Linked DNA regions of Mus musculus: region 2 is linked to region 1. The links are chromatin loops, found by intact Hi-C in ENCODE. Cell type or tissue: heart. All regions are shown on one strand. Each heading gives the region's core, and the rest is flanking DNA. Links, peaks and the distances in the headings are about the cores only.

What was found. Hi-C counts contacts between places; a loop is a spot of excess contacts. Peaks named below come from ENCODE experiments on the same cell type or tissue, not always from the same donor. Only the 100,000 strongest peaks of a DNase experiment are listed, where the experiment ranks them.
Region 2: it touches region 1 in a loop (2.3-fold over the local background); 2 of 42 quality-filtered maps call a loop at or near these places.

What each region holds. Positions count from the first base shown.
Region 1 is chr14:46,718,939-46,729,942 of GRCm38, forward strand. No RefSeq gene overlaps it. Among named protein-coding and RNA genes, the nearest start is that of Cdkn3, 36 kb to the right of the region's middle. In heart, for the core only: CTCF peaks have their summits at 3,311 (motif pointing left), 5,153 (motif pointing left) and 7,001 (motif pointing left); a DNase peak (open chromatin) is centred at 3,293.
Region 2 is chr14:46,071,058-46,083,221 of GRCm38, forward strand. No RefSeq gene overlaps it. Among named protein-coding and RNA genes, the nearest start is that of Gm34499, 140 kb to the right of the region's middle. In heart, for the core only: CTCF peaks have their summits at 5,862 and 9,492; no DNase peak of the experiment used is centred there.

The sequences.
Region 1 (11,004 bases), core at 1,855-9,854:
TTTCTCCTGTGCAGACCCAACTGGAGACAAGGGCTGGACTGAGCAATGGCTCAGTGGTTAGAGCACTGCTCTTGCAGAGTACCTGAGTGGGTTCCTAGTACCCATATCAGGCAGTTTACAACTGGACACCTCGGGCCTTGTGGGCAACTGCATTCACATGCACGTACCCACACACATATACATAATTAAAGATAAATAGTAACTCTTAAAAATAATCCAAAGACCATAATAAGGAAAAGAAACAAAGAGAAAAGGACTCAACAGAGACACATCCTGAACAGCCCCAGGATATCCAGTCCTCAGACAGCCTCACTGAGGACAGCAGTCCTAAAGCCATCAAGAGCATCACGCAGGAGGGGGCAGGAGGGGGCTAGACTGGCATGGGAATGTTACCCCCAACACACACACACACACACCACTCCTGTGACCAGCACACACATGCACACACATGAACTTCATAAAGTCCACCCTGCATGCAGCAAACCTTGTCTCTCAGCTTCAGAGCAGACCCTGGAGCAGATGCTGGGATCCTGGCCAGTCCCTACCACTGTGCTGGGCCCATTCGCCCTCACTGTTCTCTCCCGTGCTGGGGTGTTTGTGTGTCTGCTTCTGCCTCCTCCTCCTCTGCCACACAACCTGTTCCCGGCACAGTGGCCAGACTTCATTACTGCTCTTCACAAACCCTCCGGTGGCGGGACTCCAAGCCTCTCACAATAGCTGCCTGGGCCCTCACCGTGCATTTGGAGGCCCCATCCCTCTCCTCCCTCTTGTCCTGGGGTTTCTCTCATTGCACCTCCCACAGGCCTCTTCCTCTACGTTTCAGGTGCCCCGACTGGGGCTGGCAGTTCCTGTCCTTCTGCCTGGAATTCACAGGGATCTGAGAATTTCAGACTTTGCCTACTGGAAATTTCTCTTTCTTTTTTACTGGGAAAGACTTTCTGGCCACCTAACTTCATGACCCGAGCCACCAGTGTCCCACGCACACAGCTAGCCACGGCAGCGTCCATTTCTCCTCCTGCTTCTCTTCGCTTCCACATATGGCTATTTACTAGTTGGCATGTCCCCAGTCCATAGAGCCCAACCGCAGTAAATAGTCAACGATGTCAAGAGAATGCCAGGGAGAAATGACTAGGGTCGGATGGCAGCAGTTGTCTTTCTTGGGAGGTTGCGGGGTGGGAGTGGTGACTAGTCCCCTGCCACTCAGATAGAAAGTGAGGAAACCAACCATTCTCAGACCCACCATCCTAAAGATGGGTGTATGGCAAGTCCTTGGAGTCTGCCCAGCAAGCCCTCCACAGCAAGTCTTCAGTAGCTCTTGATGAGTAGCTCAAGCTGGACTCCCACATGTAGGGGCAGGGATCTCTGACACTTACCCAACAGCATTGTCCTCCTAGCAACCCATTCCAGGTCCTGGGCAACTAGGCTGGCACACTGAGTCCTGACTTTGATGGTTAATTTGGATTCTCCTTGGCTGGGCCACAAAACCCAGACCCAGAGTCAAACACAATTCCAGATAGCTGTTCCAGAAAGCATTCGGGAAGGAGATTTGTACCCAAAGTTGTGGAGTTTGAATCAAGCCAATGGGCTTCTGTGACCTAAGTGGCCCTGTCCGATCGGAATGGGAAGTCTGCATAGAACAAAAGGCTGGCCTCTCTTCACTGGAGGAACTCTGCATCCTAGGTCCTTCAGACATGAGAGGCAGCCCTGGCTCTCCCCCTGTCTCCAGTGGGACAACTCAGGAGGTCTGGATTCCCCAGCCTCCATGATGTGTGAACCAATGCCTTACAATTCATCTCCATTTATCTACGTGCCCATTCTCCTCGTTCTGACCCTGGGGGGTGGGGGTGGGGGGAGCTTGATTAAAACACATGCCTAAGCTGTGAAGAGTACATTCTCCTGGGGTCGACCTCCTTCCAAGACCCACTTGCTTGAGAAACATGAAGGTACAATCAGATGGGAGTTCTTCCCAACATCACCCAGTCACTCCACTTCCAAGGACACCCTGGTGGTCACTTCCCCTGTATAACAAAATAAAAAATAAAATAAAAAAAAACCCTTCTTTGCCGGTTTATTCATCAAAATAAAGTGACTTCATTGTTTGGGGCCTCTGGGAAGAGCAACGCACTGTGGCAAGAGCCATGGTCAAGCAAGCAGCTTCTATCAGGAAATGAGAAGCACACAGGAAGAGGTCGGCTTGGCCAGGGAGAGACTCCTGTGGGTAAGGACACTTGGCCTCAAGCCTGATGACCTGACTCTGACTCCTGGGACCCATATGACAAGAAAACTGACTCCAGCAGGTTGTCTTCTGACACACACATACAGAGAGAGAGAGAGAGAGAGAGAGAGAGAGAGAGAGAGAATAACTTTAAGAGACCTGACCAGGTATGGTGGTTTGTATATTCTTGGACCAGGGAGTGGCACCATTTGGAGGTGTGGCCTTGTTGGTATAGGTGTGATCTGGTTGGAATAGGTGTGTCACTGTGGGTGTGGGCTTAAGACTCTCACCCCAGTTGCCTGGAAGTCAGTCTTTCACTAGCAGCCTTTGGATGAAGACATAGAACTCTCAGTTCCGCCTGTGCCATGCCTGCCTGGATGCTGCCATCCTCCAGTGGTGATAATGGACTGAACCTCTGAACCTGTAAGCCAGCCCCAATTAAATGTTGTTTATATAAGACTTGCCTTGGTCATGGTGTCTGTTCACAGCAGTAAAACCCTAACTAAGACACCACGGTTCTATATTATCTTCAAAAGTACATCCTCAATGAGATATACTTCTCAGGGCTGGAGAGATGGCTCAGTGGCTAAGAACACGGACTGCTCTTCCTAAGGTCCTGTGTTCAAATCCCAGCAACCACATGGTGGCTCACAACCATCCGTAATGAGATCTGATGGCCTCTTCTGGAATGTCTGAAGATAGCTACAGTGTAGTTACATGTATAATAAATAAATAAATCTTTTAAAAAATCAAAAACAAAAGAAATGAAAAAAATCAACAACAAAAAAAAGGAATCTGAAAAAAAAAATAAAGAGAGATGTACTTCTCAATGAGAAAGGCTAAAGCAGAGGACAAAATTAGATCCACTAGGACCGGGGTAGGTGCAGGAGAAGTGGGAATTGCATTCTCAATGGAGGCTCTTAGGGAAGGAATGCCTACTTCCTTCCCTGTTTTTGAATGACTCCTTACAGCTCCCAGCATGCAAGTCATTGCCACCAAGAGCTTAAAGACTTAGACCCTTGTTCCTGAAGGTCCCATCACCTCCCACTAGTGCCACCCAGAGGCCAAGTCTCTAACCCAGGGATATCTGGACCTCTGGTGGACACTTTACCCAGTGCACAGCAGCTGTGGGGATAGGAACATACTTCTTTGTTTATGATGCCATTGTGAGCCATTTTAGTAGGAGCGATAATGCGGCTGCAGATGTCATGTGTAAACATTGCATCGTGGCTTTGTGCTCGTGTGTGAGTGAGTCTGAGAGGCTGCACGGGAGCAGCGGTTGAGAGTAAGGCTGGCCTGTCAGCACCCCAGTCAAACCGCTGAGTCAAATCCACCAACCCCCTACATTTGATGTCTGTAAAAATGGATGCAATCATAGAAACGATCAGAGGGTCTACCAGACCCTGTGGAGAGACGCAAGTGGGGCTCGCGTTATGCCTGGGAGTGAGGCTTCTCTGAGAATCCTGTTTCTACTTACTGCTGCGTCCTAACCCAGCCCTCAAAGAGTCTTCTGGAAACGTGTACAACGCTTTGCACTTAGCCTCTGTGGGTTGCAAGTAAATAGCAGAAACATCTTAGGGGAGACCTGAGTCCCAGGGAGCTGGCAGTGCAGTGGAGGGGAAGATGTTCTCTTGGTGGACTGAAGCAGGGACCTCAGGCCCCACCTACAGACTGGTCTCTTCTACAGTAGCTCCCCAGTGGTCACGTCCCTCGCTGATTACTTCCTTATGTTACAAGGCCCTCGAATTTTATTGCCAGGCAGGCTGTGAGGGAACTCCACATGTTACTCATGGATTCAGAGAAAAAGTGATACATAAATGCCCACTCCAGAAAAATATCAAACTTTGTTTCTGGCCTGAAGAACTAAAGAGAAGAGAGGATGCATTGTGGTGAGCAGGTAAACGCAGAAACAGGACATAGCTCTGGGCGTGATGGACTAGGAAGAATGGCGGAGGGGAATGGCTTCTCTGTCAACTTTTACAACTACTTGTTTCTATGGTGGAGGGCAGTGGATCCTTGCATGCCCCAGTGCACACACGGAGAAGGGAGGAGAGCTTGCAGAAGGTCAAGCTCTCTCCTTCTACTGTGTGCATCCCAGAAAGTCACCAGGCCCCTTGGCAATTGTCTTCACTGGTCGTCTTACCACCCACGAGTGACTTCTTAATGCCATGGGGTTACTTCAGAGGGTTGGCGATGGTTTGCAATACTGTCAATAAGCTAATTAAGTTAGACATTTTCAAATGGTGGGTTTCATGATATGTGAAATTATACCATAATTTGATTTTTTTGTTAATTAAAAATGTCTGGCTGTGGAGAAACCTATTCAGATGGGATAGACAAAAAAGAAAAGGAAAAAAAGAGAGAGAGAGAGAGAAAGAGGCCAGCTCTTCTGAGAGGCTTCTCTGATACTGAAGACTAAGGGACCAAAGGGAGCCAGCCAGCCCAGGAAGGTGCAAGGGAGCTGAAGGGAGCCAGTGCTGGGCAGGGCAGATTTGCTGTTCCTCACTTGTCTCCAACAGGAAGGGAGAGGGGGTGAGGTTAAAGCAGAGGAAGAAAGCAGGTCCCCTAAGACCCTGGGAGGTGCAGGAGAAGTGGGAAATGCATTTTCAATGGAGGCTCTCAGGGAAGGAATGACTGCTTCCTTCTGCCATTTTTGAATGACCCCTTGCAGCTCCCAGCGTGCAAGTCATTGCCACCAAGGGCAAGGCAAGAGATTCCAGAGAGCTCGTTCTAGCAGCTCAGCTTTCCCACTTTGAACAGAACTGTAACCAAAGGTTACAAATTACAAGATAACTTTGTTACTAGGGAACAAGCAATCTGCAACAATGAGTTTCTTGTCTGTCTGTAAAGGGGTACAGGATCTCCTAACTACAGAGTAAGAAAAAGGGTTTCTGGCTTCTTGTCTGGGGCCAGCGGCTATGCTATTATTAAAACAGGAGTGCCCTCTAAAGGTAAAAGTCTAGATTGCAGTTTACTATTAAACCCAGCCTGGAACTGGATTTAACAGTATGACTGACAAATGACTGTCAGCCACATTCCACTGTGGCAAGCCAGTTCTGTGTTACTGGAACCTGGAGGGAAATATATAAAGGAAGAAAAATTAAAAGTTTTTTGTGCAATTATAATATAAACAATATTCAACATCTTCTGTCTTGAGCAATATTCTCCCTCTGTAGGCTGAAAGGAGAGAGACGGGAGAGAGAGGAAGAGAATGAGGAGAGAAAATAAAACAGGTATTCTAGCTTACAATGTGATTGTTAGGAGACAACATGTGGTGGGATGGTCATCTCATGTTTGGCAAACTACAAAGTAGTTTAGAAATGCAAGACTGTGATATCTAAATGAACAACAGAGTGATACCAAGCCTTCTTGGTCCCTGTGGTAAGGGCATGAGACAGGTGGAGTCCAAGACACCAGCCATTCAGCTGTAGTATGAATGTATTTGAAGAAGTAATGATATGTGGGGAGATTGGGCAGAGAGACAGAGAGAGGTGAGGTGATGGGTGCAAGCATGAAAATATGCTGTAAGTTTTTTGTTTTGTTTTGTTAATTTCATAGGGATGGATTTTTTTTTTCAGAACAAAAAGTCACCAGAAACAAGTATCTAAGTGGTACACACCACAGCTCCCTTGCCCCCAGCACTGGGGAGGGGGATCTATTTGGGAAAGAAAAAGAAAGGGAGGGTACGTGGCACCTCTAAAAGTGGCATCGACGTTTGTAGTGGAGCTCACTCCTTTAAAAGATCCAGGCCACCTTAAGTACCAAAATGAGAAAGTGTCCCTGAGAACTACAGGAGTTGGGGGCTTGAGGTAGATGAAGTCCACCCTGTCTTTATGCAACCTCTGACTGATAGCCATTACAAACCCAAACCTATTCACTAGACAGAATGCTGCCCAGCTCCACCCTTATGTAGCTTTCAACTCTGACCTGTCCTCTCCGTGTTGGCTTTGGTTCCCTCAGTCCACGTGGGAGCCCACAGGCTTTTTCACTCACTTCTCATCTTACCTCCTGCCTCGTCAGCCAGGAATGAAGTAATAATTCACCCGGTTGCTGGCATTCCCATCCATTTGACTGCTCCTTGCCGGCTTCACCATTCAGGCCTTCCAGTGTTGAACTCCATAGCAGAGCAAGCCAAGGAAGGGGACCTGCCTCATGCTGGCTTTTTCAACTCAATGAAAGTCTGGAAAGCAAAGTGAGAGACTATGGCCCACTGGTTTCTTCTTTCTTTGGATTTTGTGCTCTTGTGAGGCTGGGCTGTTTGTAGACTGCATTTCAACTTCAGCCTAGAGAGGGCTTTCACACAGTTTAAAAGAAAAGGCGACTGTTATGTAGAAGCTTGTTAATACAATGCTAAAAAAATAAGTGTGGTTCAGTGAGACCCTGGGTTTCATTCTCAAAACTGGAGGGAGGGGGCAATACTGTGAATGTGTCACATGCATGATCTCACCACTTAAAAGGCTGACACAGGAAGATTGCAATTTCAGAGTCTTGATATGTTGCTAGCCTGGGGGTGCTAAAAATGCAGATGAGGGTACAGGGGGTGATGGTGGGCATGGGACAGGAGAGGAAGGGAGGGGAGGGAGAAGAAACCATGCTGAGATATATCTCAGTAGTAAGCACTGTGTAGCATGTGGCCCATGTCCCAACATTGCAGGAAAAGGAATTAAATAAATATATTACTGGATTCGCTTTTCCTAACGCTAGCCTGCTGTGGTGGCCTTTGAAATATCATATCACTTTTGTGTCCTCAAGTTTGTTCTGTCTGGACTGCAAGGGGCCTGCAGCGCCCCCTATTGGTTGGTTGGTTTAGTGCCAGCTCATAGAGGACACAGGTTCTGACACAGTGTAGAATGCCCCAATGAAAAGGGTTCCAGCTACTTCAACTGCAATGATACAGCCACAAACAGATTTTTCACATCAGAAAGAAAAAAAAACTTATTTTGGAAGAAAAGATCTTTCTCTTTTATTATAATAGAAGGTTTGACATTTGAAATGGGGAGGCACCCAAGACGAGAGTGGTCAGGGGGAAGGCTACACACATGGGGAGGCACCCAAGACTAGAGTGGTCAAGGGGAAGGCTAAGCACAAGACTAGCAAGGAGGTCAGTTCTCAGAAAGACATCCCACAGGTCAAAGCCAGGGATACCTAAGTAAAGTAGACACTTGTGGGCCCGTGATAGGTAGACCTGTTCCCCATTGAGCTAAGGCTCAAAAACCTGGTGATCCTGAAGGGATGGTAGGCGCTTCTCCTGGTTCCCAGGGACTAGGCTCCTGTCACTAGCCTGAGCCCCCACAGATTGGTGGCCATCAGTCACATAAGGGCAACACCTCAAGCCCCCACAGGTAGAGGATGTGACCTGTAGTCACATAGGCTCAAGGCAGAGCTCCATTTTAATGACGTAACTAAAGGCCTGGAGGACTTAGCCAATACACTCTCCTTCCCAGACACTCCTCCCGGCAAAAGGCATTTAACCTCAGGCCCACCCTGAGAAATAGGGTATGGTTTTACTCATTCTCTTTCTGAAATGACAATAAGTGCCTTAAAACCATGGACTGCCTCTTTTCATCAGGATCCAAAGACCTTTGCCTACAGAGCCACCATCTAGTCTCCCCTAGAAGGCCTCTCTGTGCTCCCAGCCACAGCTGCCACCAAGCCCAAGACTGCTGCCCATCAAGTCAAGAACTCCCCCTTGGGACCAGCTAGAGTTCTCCCCGCCCCGGGGTCCTGAGCCACATCCAGCCTATGGGCCCCCACTCCATTCTTAGCTCTTCCTCTGCTCCTAGTGGTGCCTGGGTGTCCAAGAGCCTAAGAACCAGACACCCCAGCCTCACCACAGGCCCAGGAACTCCTACACTAGCTCTGGCTGTCCCACGCCTCAGACTGTACTTCCCCACCCCAGGAGTGTGTCCCAGGCCCGGGGATGGCGTGGGGTAAGTGTGGTCAACTCCCCGTGTCCTGCCTCCCCGAGTGGCCAAGCCTTGTGGTAGAGCAGACGGGGGACCCCATAACCTTACAGACACTGATGGGCCCTAAGCACATGACAAAGCTCTGAAAATGAGAAAAATCACTGGGTTAGCGATCTGGAAGCGTCACGGTGTGCAAGGTGGGAATGAGAAAGGAAGCCATGGAAAACAACATTGCAGGACACATCAGGGCTATCAATTCCTAGCAAGGGCCATTTGCATCAACGTTAACTAACGCGTCTTTAAAAGGGCTAAGACACTGAGCAAAACAAAATATGTTTTTACATGGTACCTGCTGACATCCTCAGCTTAATGTCCTCAGGCAGGGGTCAAATGAGAGGCTGAAACCACATCTGCCTCCGTCACATATTGCATGCACACTCACCACAGCTGGCCTCTGATTATGAAGCCCCTTCATGCCCGCTTGCTCTTACTTTTCTATTGGCTCTTTTGCAAGCGCTTCCTCCGGACAGGAAAGTCTCCACTCTGCTGTGATGTGCAGCATCAGGACTCCAGGCGGCTTGTTGGGGCCTCACTGTGTTTACCTGTGAGGGAGGATGAACGGCTGAGTCAGACCACCTTTGTGAACTTCCAGAACACTCCATTAGATGACGCACAAAGGGTCGTATATTGCATGATCCCATTATCTGAAATATTCCAAATAGATACATCAACACAGTCAGGATACAAACCGGTCTACAGTTGCAAAGGATCGTGGGAGCAGGGATAGGCAAGAAGGCTGCAAGGAGTTTTGCATTGGCATAGTAGGAAGATATCAGGAAGAACCAGAGATGGTGGTGGCTCCGAGTGAGTGAACTAAATACCACTGAACTGTTTACCTGAAAAAAAAAAAATGGTGAATTCTATAAGAATTTCTCCTTGAGTAAGTTATAAAAAAAAAAAAAAAAAAAAAAAAAAAAAAGCCCAAGATTGCTTAAAGTGGAGAGATGCTTGATTTTATACGAAGGGCAGAAAAGAATTCTGGAGGGGGTGATGGAACTGCTGTTTGCTTGGCTGAGGCTGTAATCGCTGTCTGCAACAGCCCAAATTTGCATAGTGATGTACAAATAAGCATGATTTTTACTGTATGTAATTACAATTTACTGTAAAAGCAAAGATGCATCCAATAGAAACAAAATCAATGCTACTGTCTTAAAGCTTCTATTCCTGAAATAAAACGCCATGACCAAAAGCAAGTTAGGGAAGAGGGAAGTCAGGGCAGAAGCTCACGACAGGAACCTGGAAGCAGGAGCTGAAGCAGAGGCCATGGAGGCACGCACTCACTGGCTTGCTCAGCCTGCTTTCTTATAGAAGCCAGGGCCACAGCCGCAGGAATAACACTGCTCATTGATCTGGGACCTCCCACATCGATAATCCCTCACAAAAAAGCACCACAGGCTTGCCCATAAGTCAACCAGATTCAGACATTTTCTCAACTGAGGCTCTCTCTTCCCAAATGACTCTCGCTTGTGTCACATTGACAGAAACCTAGCCACCACAGTTACTAACTAAAATGTGCTGCAGACCACTTCCTGAGAAATAGCTATTACATAGGACGGACCAAAAAGAAATCTATTCTGAAATATTATTCTCCTGAAATAAAACCACATCGGCTACAGCTGAAAGGAGTCCACACTGCCCTCCCCCACTCCGCGTACTCGCTGCTCACCGTGTGAGGATTTGATGTGTATAAGCTTGTTAGAGGTCCTAAAGACTTTTAAACATACATATGTAAAATCATCAATGGTATATAACCAAAGAAAAGTGGAGGTGGAGAAGCAGTCCCTGGTGCTTGAGTTCAAACAAGCTGTGTGTGAGACCAGGCGGCATGTCCAAGGTTGATTGGATAAGAACCTAAAGTATTCTTGGCAATAACGTTTTTGTTACTTTGTTTCATTTTGTTTTTCTACACTTCAAAGGTCTTCTGGCTGTCCAGTGACGCTTGACAAATGCTGTGAACCCTCTTGGCTCAAAATACTATTTTGTCCTTATCCCCCATAGTCCTGTGGAGTTGAATGGGCTCAGCAGTACAGTTCTCGATAGGGAACATCATGGGATGGGATCGCTGCTCAGGCCAGCAGAGGTCTGTAAGTGGCCCACACCTGGCCTCTTCCTAAGACCTGAGGGCCACTGCTCATTGCTAAGTTCCCAGGGGAGTGTCCCAGGAACAAGCATTCCAAGAAATTCCAGCAGAAGCTCTGTGACCTCTGAGGACCCCTGCTTGGAAATCATCCATTTGTCATCCTATCCCCATCTCCACTCTCACCCCACCCCACCCTCCCAAGCTGTTGGTTCAAAAGCAAACTGCCCTGGGGAGATGACTCTGCAGTTAAGAGTGCTTGCAGCTCTTCTGGAGAGAGCCTGGATTCCGTTCCCAATGCCCACATCTGGTGACTCACAACTACCTGGAACTCTGCGGCCTCTGAGGATGACGGCACACATGACATGCTTACATGGACATAGACACATATATAAAAATAAAATAAATATAAAAAAACCCAACTCACTGGGGCAGCCTAGACTGTAGGGCAGGAGACAATATAGAAGCATGGGTACTGGGGGCATATTTTATTACAGACCAGCTTTGGATGACTTCCAAAAGAGACACCAATATTCATGACAGTATTGAAATAATATTACTTTGTTTGTTTGTTGTGTTGTGGTTTTTGAGACAGGTTTTCTCTTTGTAACTCTGACTGTCCTGGAGCTTGCTCTGTAGACCAGGCTGACCTTGAACTCAGAGATCCACCTGCCTCTGTTTCTCAAGTGCTGGGTGTATGCCACCACACTTGGCTTAATATTACATTTTCAACTCTAAAGCATCTG
Region 2 (12,164 bases), core at 2,343-10,342, 650 kb before region 1:
CCACGATGTTACAGACCGCTGTCTTATTTTCCTGATTTATTTTAATGAATACTTTAACAGAAACAGTCACATTCGCAATAACATCTGCTAATTCCTCTCTTACCAATCTCATTTTCTTTCTTCCTCATGAATCTTACAGAGAGAGATTCACTCACAGAGACAGTAAGTTGTTGTGTGAGAGGCCACATCACCTACTTACAGCAAAGCTAATATTAGACTCTCAAGTTCACCTCCTACCTCATCTCCACGGTGGCCCAGTAATAGAGGGTCGTGCGGTTCTCATTTAGAACCACAATTAATGCTTTGTGGCAGGAAGTGAGAATGTTCTAGATGTGTGCTTCTTAAGCTCTGTCATGTGTAGGAAGCACTCAGGATCCTGTCCAAACACAGGATTTTCATTCTGTAGGTGGGAGAAAGGCTTGTGATTTTGCTTTGCTCATAACGTGCCCATTTGAGTTACACTTTGAATGACAAACACTAGATTCTGAGGGAGTTAGAGTTTATGTTTTAGATTTACAGCGGAGAGGTTAAAATGTCCATTTATTGTTCTTGTCTTATGAAATCTGAGTTTTCTTTCCTTAAAGGGGTATGTGTTTTTCTTTACCAGTTCAGGATTCACTTCAGACCTTGGTTCCTGGCCTATGAAAGGCAGGGAAATGTTACTGATCTGCACAATGGAAAGAGACTGGTTTGCAGATGCGCACCATTGGTTTGCTGACTACTAAGCACTTGCCTACTAGGACTTAGCATCCTCATATGGCTTCCAGCATCATGAGGTGATCAAAGGCCAGACTTTTGGAATCAAAACCAAACCTGGCTGGAAGCCTACCTAAACACTTAAGGCTAATGGCACATTATATCATTTGTTTGAGAACATTTGATTTTTTATTTCTTCACCTATGAATGCAGGTAATTATCAATCCTACTGGATGGCTAGGGAGATTAAATGAGATCAAATACACAGTTCACTTAACCCAGCACCTGACGTGGAGTTAGTGTCTAATAAAGGCGGGCATTGTGTCTGATCAGGTCTCAACCTGATTCTGAACTTTTTAAAAAGAGTTTATAACCTAGTGACTGAAGCAGGCAAGACCCTTAATAATTATATTTATTTTAAATTTAATATTTAATGCATAATTAACAAAATATATACATGCATAATATATAAAACTGGGTATATGCATCTATTAGTCAACACTGTAACACAATACTGAGGTAAATGATTGACAAGGATATAAGTGATTTTTGTCATGGCTCCAGACGCTCTAGCTCATGGTGGCTGGTTGTATTCCTTTGTTTGGGATTGTGGTGACACAGTAGATCATGAGATGAGTAAGCGGCTCCCCAGCGACTTCTCTAATGACCTTTTATCAGGATCTACTTGCTAAAGACTCTATCGCCTCTCAATAGTTTGGTCTCGTAGCTAAGGACCAACCTTTAACACATGGGACTTTTGGAACATTACAGATCCCACTCATGACAATACATGCCTGTATAAACTTATAAATATATTTAAACAATATTTAGCATGCTTAATATATTTACCCAATAACTACAAATGCTTGGGAAATATGTACATTTATAAATATAAATATAATAATTTACAACAAATGTTTACACACAAGTATATACATGTAAATAAAATACATGTAGCATATATGTTACATAAACAATGTAAATGTCAATAGTAGATTAAAATATTTAAGTAAGCATATGAATTATTTTTCCATATGTTATTTGTCAGTCCACAGTGTATGTGTATATTTGTGCATGGATACATGAATAAAACCAGGCTAATACGCTTGTTGTTATGAATATTATGAGAACCCAGATGGTATAACTGGCTTTCTGAGATAGCAACTACAAAGTCTTGAGATGAGCCTTGAAGTGTCATAATAGGACTCCGGAGGAAACTTTAGGGATGAGGGATCGGAATGAGGGGACCCCAGGTAGGAAGGATTATTTGGCTTAACATGCTTATAAAGATGCCTCAACCATGGGCTGTGGTGAGAACAGAAAGATAGTTTAAAGCTAATCAAAGATGGAATTCTATGTGTGGTATAGCCAGTAACTCTGGAACATTGTTACGGCCATTGGAAACCCTTATGTCTGCTCTCTAATTCCTTCAGGACTTAAACTATAAATATGATCGAGCCGTGCAAGAGTCTTTGAAAACTCTCAGCAAGTGCAGCCTTTGGGAAACTGTCCCCAGGGGGCATTCAGCATGGCCCCACTCTTGGGCAGCTAGGTACTGAAAGGAAAACTCAGGGATGAATTGTTTTGAAGAGGAGAACAGGTGAATTGTTGACACATAGGGGATTCGAAAGTGCAATTCAAGAGGTAAAAAAGAAGATGGCCTAGTCGGCCATCATTGGAAAGAGAGGCCCATCGGTCTTGCAAACTTTATATGCCTCAGTACAGGGGAATGCCAGGGCCAAGAAATGGGAGTGGGTGGGTAGGGGAGTTGGGGGGAGGTTATGGGGGACTTTTCAGGTAGCATTGGAAATGTAAATGAAGAAAATACCTAATTAAAAAAAAAAGATGTAGAGCTCTGTCTTACTGATGTTCCTGTGGCTGCTAGATCCCTCCCTTTCAGCTGCCCTGGATGGGCATAGACTCTGCAGGTTCCTAAAGACTGAAGGCAAAACGCTGTGGTGAATGAGCAAATCTTTAATTCTCTTCTTCACCACCGCGTTATTACTGCCTAACCCAGGAAACTGGAATCAGAGAAGGAGTATTCGACAATTAGAAGCTGATGAACCTCTTTCATGTCACATGTCACCTCATTGCCCTTTGTCATACAAATGACCTCTTAAATTCTTGTTCCTTGAATATATGTTGAAAAATAAAATGATTATATTTTGTAGCTCCCTTCATCTGAGGATTATAATCTTCCAAATGTGAACTGAGACCGACAGTGCCCTGGGAGGTATATAAATATTCGTTTGTTGCTATCTAGATGGAGATGATGATTAACAAAGATATTGCACAATTTGCTCTTAACAAGTGAGTTTCTCAGATAGAGGAGTTGCATTTCTACCCTCTTCGACAAGCCCAGTGATTGCCAAACCAAGAAAAAGTCTTTATTCATCCCTTAAATGAGTGTGCTCAATTGAAGCATAGCTTTTCACTCCCAGGCTGCTTAAGAATCTAGAGACCATTCAGGATAAAAAAAAATGATAATTTACTTTTCAAAAATGGAGAACTTCTTATTTAGCCTCATGAATTTATCGTTACATCCAGAGAACCCCAGAATGAAGAAGATATGAAATTACGATTACTAAGAGTTCTCTCTGTCTTGTAAACCTACCCTGTCTTTAGATTTATGTCATATAGGATGCTCCTAGTCCAGTGCTTTACTGTCTTCAAGGCAAATAACTTCTTAGGATATGCCAGAACCTAGGATTCCCATACATTTCCCCTCACCAGCCAACTCTGCTTACCTGAGCACTCAGTGACACACACTTTGCCCACAGCCCAGTATCATTCACATTTTCTTGCTTGACTATAAAAGGATACCATGGCGTTTGACAGAAGAGACCTGGAAGACTGAATAGACAGGGCACTTGCTCAGGAGAGACTACACGACTGGGGGGTATAAGGCTGTTAGACTACCCCACCCTAAGCACACGCCCCTCAGAGTTCCTTATCAGGGATAAAAGGCTTAATCTATGTCTTTTTCTGTGCTTTACTTCCGCCACAGCAAATTTAAAACTCTGACATCCATTTTTGCCTGGTGACTATGGCTGTGGGCCTGAAGCGGGGAATTTGACTATTGCTTAAGAAGGTGAGAACAGAGCATCAGGTCTCTTCACAGGTGGGGTAGCTATCCGTCTGTTCACTGATAACCTAACCTCTGTCTGCCCAGCCACACCAGCAATCTCCCCTGGATGAGGAACTCTTGGGATTCAAGGCTCACTTTTGTGGCTCGACAGAGTTTCTGCCTCTTGTTCCGTTTTCTCATCCTCTCTTCAACTTCCCTGTAAAAAATCTGGCGGCCGCTGCAGGCCCCTTCTCTTGATTATCATGACATCCCTGCTCTATTATTATCCTTGGGAGGGAGACTTTTAGAAAGATTGTTTGTTTTGCTGAAGAACTGGCAAATGACGTGCTGCAGAAGTGACATTTGACTCGTAGAGGCCAGGCAATCTGGACAGGGAGAGAATTTCTATAAATCCCACATGTTTTTCTCCGTTTCATTTTAAATGCAGCATCTGTCGCGTATACCTGCCAAGGAGGGTCATATTTTTATTTTCACCAATAATTCTAGGGAACCGGCGATTGCCCAGATCCAACAACTTGGATTCTTCCCTGGCTTTTCTATTCAATTGGGCTATTCTTTCCAAACATGAAAGATTTGATGTAGAAGAAAATATCTCTTTGGCACCAACACATAAAACTGCGGACATGTGCTATTTCCAAAAAAGCAGCCTACTTGAAGAACAAGATGGAAATTTAATGGCAGCTTTAATTTTAAGACGCTTACAATATTACACCAGCAAGAAAGAATTCAGCACCAGCTGTGTGTCTGAGAAACCAAGGGACTGATTAAGTCTGTCACATGGACTGCTTCTAATCCTGAGTGGTAGGTGTATACCTAGCGTTCAGCAAATCTGCTCAAGCAAGGCCAACTTCAAAGATAGTGTGTCGGGGTGTTCAGACAATATTTGGAGGTGACTGTGTAGATGATAGCTGGAGGGGGAGGAGAATAAAATGCTTCAAAACAGTTGAGGTTAGTCTCCCCCTCCCAAATCATTGAAATTCACTGAAGACCAAGATATTTTGAGGTCTCTTAACAGTGATTTAATACTTCTTTTCGGTTTAGGGGAACTTTGTATGCAAAAGGAAGATAAAATAAGTAGGACAAATTAGTAGTGTTTCTATTTTAATAAGGAGTAAACTTCAAATGGAAACAGGAGACATCCTGTCTACAAGGACCGTTAGCCAACTGCTTGATGCATGTGTCTGCAAAGACGGCTGGGCATCATCCAATGGGTACAGATGGGATGATTTAGGGACAAACAATCCTTATTTTGTTACTTCTGTGCAATCTCTTGGACATACCTACCTTTATAAGAATTCTGTTATATAGATATAAAAGCCTTAAGTACACATCAAGAAATTCTACAGAAAGTGTCTTGGCTAATACCCAGGGTTATTAAACTATAACATGCTACTGGTTCACCTTCACTGCAGATCTACTATCTTCTAGGATATTAATAACGAGGGTTCCTAGTCATAGAGCTTTTAATTTCTTCTTTCCTTCCTCCATTTATCCTTCCTTTCCTTCTTCCTCCTTCCCTCCCCCCTTTCCTTTCCTTCCTCTCTCCCTTCCTTTCTTCCTTCCTTCCCTTCCCCCTCCTTTTCTCCCTTCTTCCTTATTCCTGTCTCCCCTCTCTCCCTTCCTCTCTCCTTTCTCCCTCCTTCCCACCTTCCTTTTATTTTGCATACATATTTTGAGTCTACTACAGAGAGTCATTCTGAGTATTTCTTATGTACTGGGGAGCACACTTGCTTGAGATGAGTTTAAACTTCCTCCTCAGTGTGCTGAGTGCTCCCTCTGGCATATGAGTCTTCTGAGTGGGCTACTGGGAAGTTTAGAGTCAGGCTTCTGTCACTCCACATCCAGGTAAGAATTTATCATATCCATATTTCTGTACTAGCACTACTCTTGGTGTGAAGATATTTTCTTCCCTTGTTTGCTTTTCCAGTTTCTTTTAAACTTTTAATACCAATTTTAAAATCTTAATTTTTAATCATACTGTGAAAGCCACTTAAATTTTTTTGTGATTGACTTACATATTTTTATATGTTTCTACATAAGTTCATGTGTACCATGTGTGTGCATGCAGTACCCACAGGGGCCAGAAGGGAGCATCTGATCCTCTGGAATGGGAGCTACAGGTCACTGTACACTACCCAGTGTGAATGTTGGGAATTGAACTGAACCCAGGTACTTTGGGAGAGAAGTAAGTGATCTTTCCTGCTAAGCCGTTCCAGCCTTCACTTAAAAATCTCTATCAAACTCAGAGATAAATGAAACAAGAAGTGCGGATATTTTGAAAATATGTCTAACCTAGACAGAAAAGCTTTCACTCTGCTTTTTTTGCACGGGTGACAGAGTTGGCAGGAGGATTCAGCTGAATGTGGAATTACAAATGTTATTATAAATAATTAACCCATCCAGGTCATAATGAGGATAATTATTTTTTGTGTTTCTTTATCCCTTTGGGGTATGCAATAATTAAATCAGTACTTTGCCAAGTCGCATTTAAATATTGTTATTGGTTGAAACAAAATGCAAAGCTTTGGTCTTATTTGATATGTATAAAAGCAAAGAAAGGTACGGAGAAGGTAACACTCAGGTGGATTTACTGAGGGTTCCAAGTGATGCCCTAAATAACTATTTTGGAGCTCGGTTACATGCAGGTGGTAGGATTTATGTTCTGGATGCTTAAAACACTTTCTCTGTGGAGAGAAGATTATTAAGTCCTAGCGAGCCTGAGTGCTCTGTGCCAGTGCTAACCATTAGGTTTTGGCTCTGAGCCATGACTGTCCACTCTGCAGTGGATTCCGCCACCAAAGGGGAGGTCATTAAGGACTGTTCTCTATTCTTGTTAGTATGTTTCAATGTAATTAAGAGAACTTGCTCACCAGATGCTTCCCTTCCTGTCAGCAAGTGCCTCCAGCTTAATGGGCTACTTAGGATTCTTTAAGTGGGTGAGGCGGGAAGCAAATTTAAAATATATCATCTTTGATCCTCCCACTTCTAATTAGCTCTAAAGGTTTTAGATAGTAATGTAAAGGGGTCAGGGAAATGAAATCACTCTAAGCAATCAAAGGCTCACAGAAGTCGGATAGGAGCTTTATACGGACCAGGGAGTGCCTATTCCTCTCTACTAAGTTTCTACTCAGCTCAGCAAAAGGGCAGAGATGGTGCCAGCCTACCACCAAGACATCTGTGGAGTCTTGGGACTGAGGTGGTTTTAAATGTGACGAGACGAAATCCAGCAAGTGCTTATCGAGTTCGCTCTAGACTTCAGAAATTGCTTTTGATTCTGGGGAAAAGACGGTGCCCCACTTTACCCCAGAGTTTAGGGACTCATGGGGGATTTAGACATGCAGTCTGGTAGCTCACAGAGAGTTTAGTGAGAGCTTTACTAGACACTTGGTTCTCAGCCCGGCGTTCATACATCTAGGTCAAGTTCAGGTATGTCCTGTCTTTTGTGTGGCATTGTGTGCATGACAGGGCTGCTTCAGCCAACCTTACCTATCTAATTCCTCTCATCGGTGTTTGTTTTATTAGTTTTACTTGTGAGCCACTTCTAGCTAGCCAACTTGGAGGACTGGGCTCTTGGTTGAACCTGTAGTACACACTTTTGCGCCAAGAAATGGCTGATTGAAATGGTCCCCTTTTCACTCAATGTTATGATCAGACGAGGACCAATGTAGTTAAGTGATAAAAATAAAGTCCACATAGCTAAGCCAAGAGGTTTTTCTCTCTCAATGTCACATTTAGGAAATGAGACATTATTTTTAAAAAAAGTAACAAGAATATTTCATTCATAGTCTCTTGGTGATTATTGTAAAAATCCACACAAGGCAGGTGGGCACATCAAGACTCAGTGATTGGTGTGACGGGCACAAAAACTGCTCAGTTCTGAAATCGAGGGCTCTCTCTTAAGCACATCTTGTTTCTTCCCTAATGTCAAGATAGAAAACTGCAATGCTGTGAGCCAGAATATAGTACAATCATAAAAATTTCTCTTTTTTTTTCCTCAGAAACATATTAACTTTGCCACTTCTGAATGGTTATCCTGAGATGTAAACTTTTCCTTTCTATATGGAGAAATGTTTTAAGTCATGCAAGGCTTCTAGTGGGCTAAGATATTACATAAGGTATCACTAAGATATTAGTGATGAGAAATAGCTTTAAAGGTTGTTTGGGAGACAAGATGAAATGGCCTAGAGCCATGACTGCATGCTATTTCACACAGGAAAGGCTGGGATGGAAGTGAATGTGCTAAAGAATGAGCTAGAAGAATGTAGTGTGTGTACTAGCCAGAGTGCTTATTGGCTTAGTTATCATGCACTATAGCTCAGATTTTAGGACAGTTTCACCCATTCACTAAAACTCTTAGGATCTCTCTGTCTGAATGTGACAAAAAGTCTAAATCAATCACTTTAAGCAAAATTGGTGTCATTGGTTCCCAAACTGGATAAAGTCCACAACTCTGCCTTTGGGTATAGTGTAGGTCAAGAATCAGCTCTTACCACTTTGTTCTACCTATGTAGGCTCTTCTTTCTCAGCAGTGATTCAATTTTGTCTCTAAGTGGTGAACTCAAACTTTAGACTTCCTTCATCATGGAATTAGTCATTGGAAGTAGAGTTTACTTCTTGAATAGCTCAAATGAAGTTTAAGAATTGAATTCCATTAGCTTGAACTACGTTTTTGTCGTAGTTTGAGTTATTTCTTTGTTGTAATTTTATATTTTTGTAATTCTAGGTAGCAGTATTATACAGCTACCTTCTTGGTGTGACTCACACTAGACATTGCATCCTCCCTGGCCTATGCTATTGGCTTGACCATATGACTCATTGGGAACACTAGGAAATGTGGTGTAAAAGAAGTTTATATACGCAGTTGAGTTTGCTTTCTTGTTACACCCCTGCCGTCACGTAAGAAGAACATGCCTTTCATAAATGATTTGTGAAAGAAAGAAAACCTGGCATGATCCTGGATGCTAGGACTGGATTAAAGCTGGCATCATGTGAAGAGCCTTAATTAGTTAATCTCCAGGCAGCTTCTGAGGGGAAAGAGCGAAAAGCTTGTTCTTAGAAGCCACTGAGGTTTGGACTGACTTGCTATCTAGCGTTGGTGTGACTGTTGCTTTATTTCATTTTATTTTATTTTTTGAAACAGGGTTTCTCTACTACTATCCATGGCTGGCCTCAAATTCAGAGATCTGTATCTCAAACGCTGCGCTGAAAGGCAAGTGCCACCATGCTGCCCAACCCATTCATCCCTCTCTGCTGGTGTGACCATTGCTACTTGATATGATTAGCAGCCTTTGCCTGTTTAGACATCAACTCGAAGTGTTCCCAGGTGAACACAAATCTGTAACTTCCTATGTCCGAAGGCAAGAGGTGAGAATGTGATCAGATAATTCCAGGGCATGAGCTCTGTTCTCCGAACTCAGTGGTTGAATCTGGCTGGTTTTAGAGACAAAGGATGAAAGGACAAAGGCATAACAGCAATAACCAAACACTGTTGAAAATGGCACCTGGTGACTGATCATTCGTCTCCTCTCATGGCTTCCTTTGTTCCATCTGTGATAACATTAGAAATAGGCTTGTAGGGGGCAGGGAGCTTCAGGAAAAGATACAAGCAAAGTCTGGCCTTCTGTGGGTACTCAATACTACTATTTTATTTTCATGTTAGTAATGACATATTAGTGTGACTTAGTACCAACAGGTGGAGCTCACATGGCACCAGTTTTAGTTAAGAATAATGGAGAATATCAATGCTCAAATACACTGTGTGAAAAAAATCAAATGAGTGTATGAATGTCAAAGGGAGTGAGTGCTTTGTCTTGGAGACTGTTCCAGATGACAGTCATAGTGAATGGAACAGCAAGCTTCCTGGGATCACCAAGAGCATGTATTATGTAAATGTCTGGGAAAATCCTACAAGTTTACATTTGTTGTAGAGGGAGCCAACTTCACTCATGCCGGTGCCTGATGACAAGACATGGAAGCTGTTATTCGCCAGAAGACTGACATCTGGATGCACTTGAAACCATTCTGCTCTAGTGAAAGCATTCACTTTATTAGTGATGTCCCAGTTTGGATGATAACACTACATGGTCCACCCTGATTATAACTCTGATGACAAGTCATCAAATAGAAGTACAGATACTCTTGTTATTTGTGAGACACGTGTTTCCTCCTATAGATGTTGCCGGCTCTCTGTACGTCAATCAGCTGCCACTCCCTTTTGATCCTATCTCCCAAATTCCTCCCAATGTGCCCCTTCTTTTAAGCCTTACTGCTTTAGTTCAGGCTCTTGTTACTTCTTGCCTGGAGCATTGTTAAATCCTCCCAACAGCCCAGACTCATTCTGTTATCCATAAAGCCACTGCCTCTGGTGTTGACTTTTAAAGCATACCATTGATCTTGCTGAATCTTTTTATTCACCTGGAGAAAAATGAAGTTTTAGTATGTGCCTTAGTGGATCACATAAAAACAGATGGAAGGATTTTCATTGAAAGGGAAGAACATGTTTCGGATTGTAGGATTTAAGATACCGCATGCATTATGTAGACTATGTTAAACTCCCCTATCGGCACCAAGGAGGGGTTCTCAGTGGTATAGATCACTAACCCTCAGAGTATCTAAGTAAAAAGCATAGGAAGAGCATAGTTTCTACATAGAAGAGACACAGCTAACGATGTCAGCCATAAGAAAACAAGATGGGTTCTAAGCTGTGTCAAAAGGCATGCCTAAGGACTGGACTTCTGAAGTGTGGGTGGTAATTTGCAATATGAGTGGATTATCCATGGAGTTACTTTTCTTGAGGGCAACTTCTTCTGGTGCTTGCTGAAGTGGATCTACCAACTTCCCAGGTCATCAGTGGGTGTTCTATGAAAAAGCATCCTAAGAAACACTGTACGACCACCTGTATCTGTGTTTCAAGTGTCCTCACGTGAGGCATCATGTGATGTCAGGTGGTCACCCACCATTTTTTGTCATGGAAATATTTCTGGTAAAGTCAGAGCTCAGCTCAAAAGCCACATCCTCCACAAGACTTTATCAATTCTTCCAGAGCTTCATTTCCCTTTACAATACTTTCTGCTGTTTGTGAAAATCTCTTTTAAAATGTAGGCATCTGAGTCCATGGGTAGGCTCACACTGTATACCCTGGAGAGGAGGAATACTGCCTTGCCTTAGGGACCTTCATTAAAGCTTTGCTCATAGAGATTATTAATAAATATTTGATAGGTGAAATATATTTAAACAGAGGATCTTCCTTGACCCACTTTCTCATCATGAAGAATTGTAATATCTCTGGAAAGATCCTAAATGCCACACTAGGCCATTGTCTGACCAGGATGGGAGAGCAGAGCATCCCTCCTGGATGGAGAAGTTGCTTGTTTTGTAATTAACAAATGGCTGGAAACCACATCAAACCTTTCAGGTTTTAGAGTTCAGAAGTTTGTAAGAAGCTGTGGAAAGTCAGGTAAAGGACTAATTCTAATTCCTGCATTCCTAAATTTGCCTCTAAAGTGGAGTATGTGGAAGGTGGTTCTGGAGGAGCCACTTATACAATTCACCTATTGGGGCAAAAGTCTCTAGAGAGTATCAAATCTTAGTGAAGTTATTGGCCTCAATTAAAGTGATTTTGAACGACCTGATGGATTCCAGTCAGTGGGATATCAGGTTGCTTCCTTTGGAGTATGCAGGTTTAAACCAACAACCCCAAGGACCTATCTTGGAAGCATAAACCATTTGGACGGTAACCCTTCTTTCTGGCACCATGCCTGAGAGCAGAGATCTGCACTTGGAATAGATCTCACCTGGGATTATTCAGCTTGCAAGCTTGTCGCTCTGTGGGAAAGAAACTGGTTTGAAATCTGATGAAAAGTAAGTACCTGGCCTTTTCAATAGACATAGCTCATGACAGGATTGTGAAGAAGCCAGTTGAAACATTCTAGGTAGAATGCTGTGTGAATCCAGATGGTGCGAGATACCCAAATCAGACTCCAGGAGGATGCCAACGGGACAGAGTCCAAAGGGCTGTTGCTGCGTTGGATTGATCCCCAGACAATCAGACCCCAATCTGGACCTGACACAGGGAAAGAGAATTAAGGTGAACATTTAGCAACTAAAGAATTCTGTAAACATATGATCAAGCCATCTTTGACCCCCTTTAATGGGAGTGGTCAAGGAACTGCATCTGCTTTCTTAAAGGAGTGCGAAAGAGAAGAAAGAGAGTGAACCCTGTGGAGTCAGTGGCCAAGACAGGGCCCTGCAGGGATTTCTTGGGGTGATCAGAGGATGAGCTGTGCAGATGAAATCACACCCACCCACTGTCAGTGCCTAGACTAAGAGTGACCGTGTTTTACTCTTTGGGTCCCAAGAAGGTTCTTAGAATGGGTCTTAT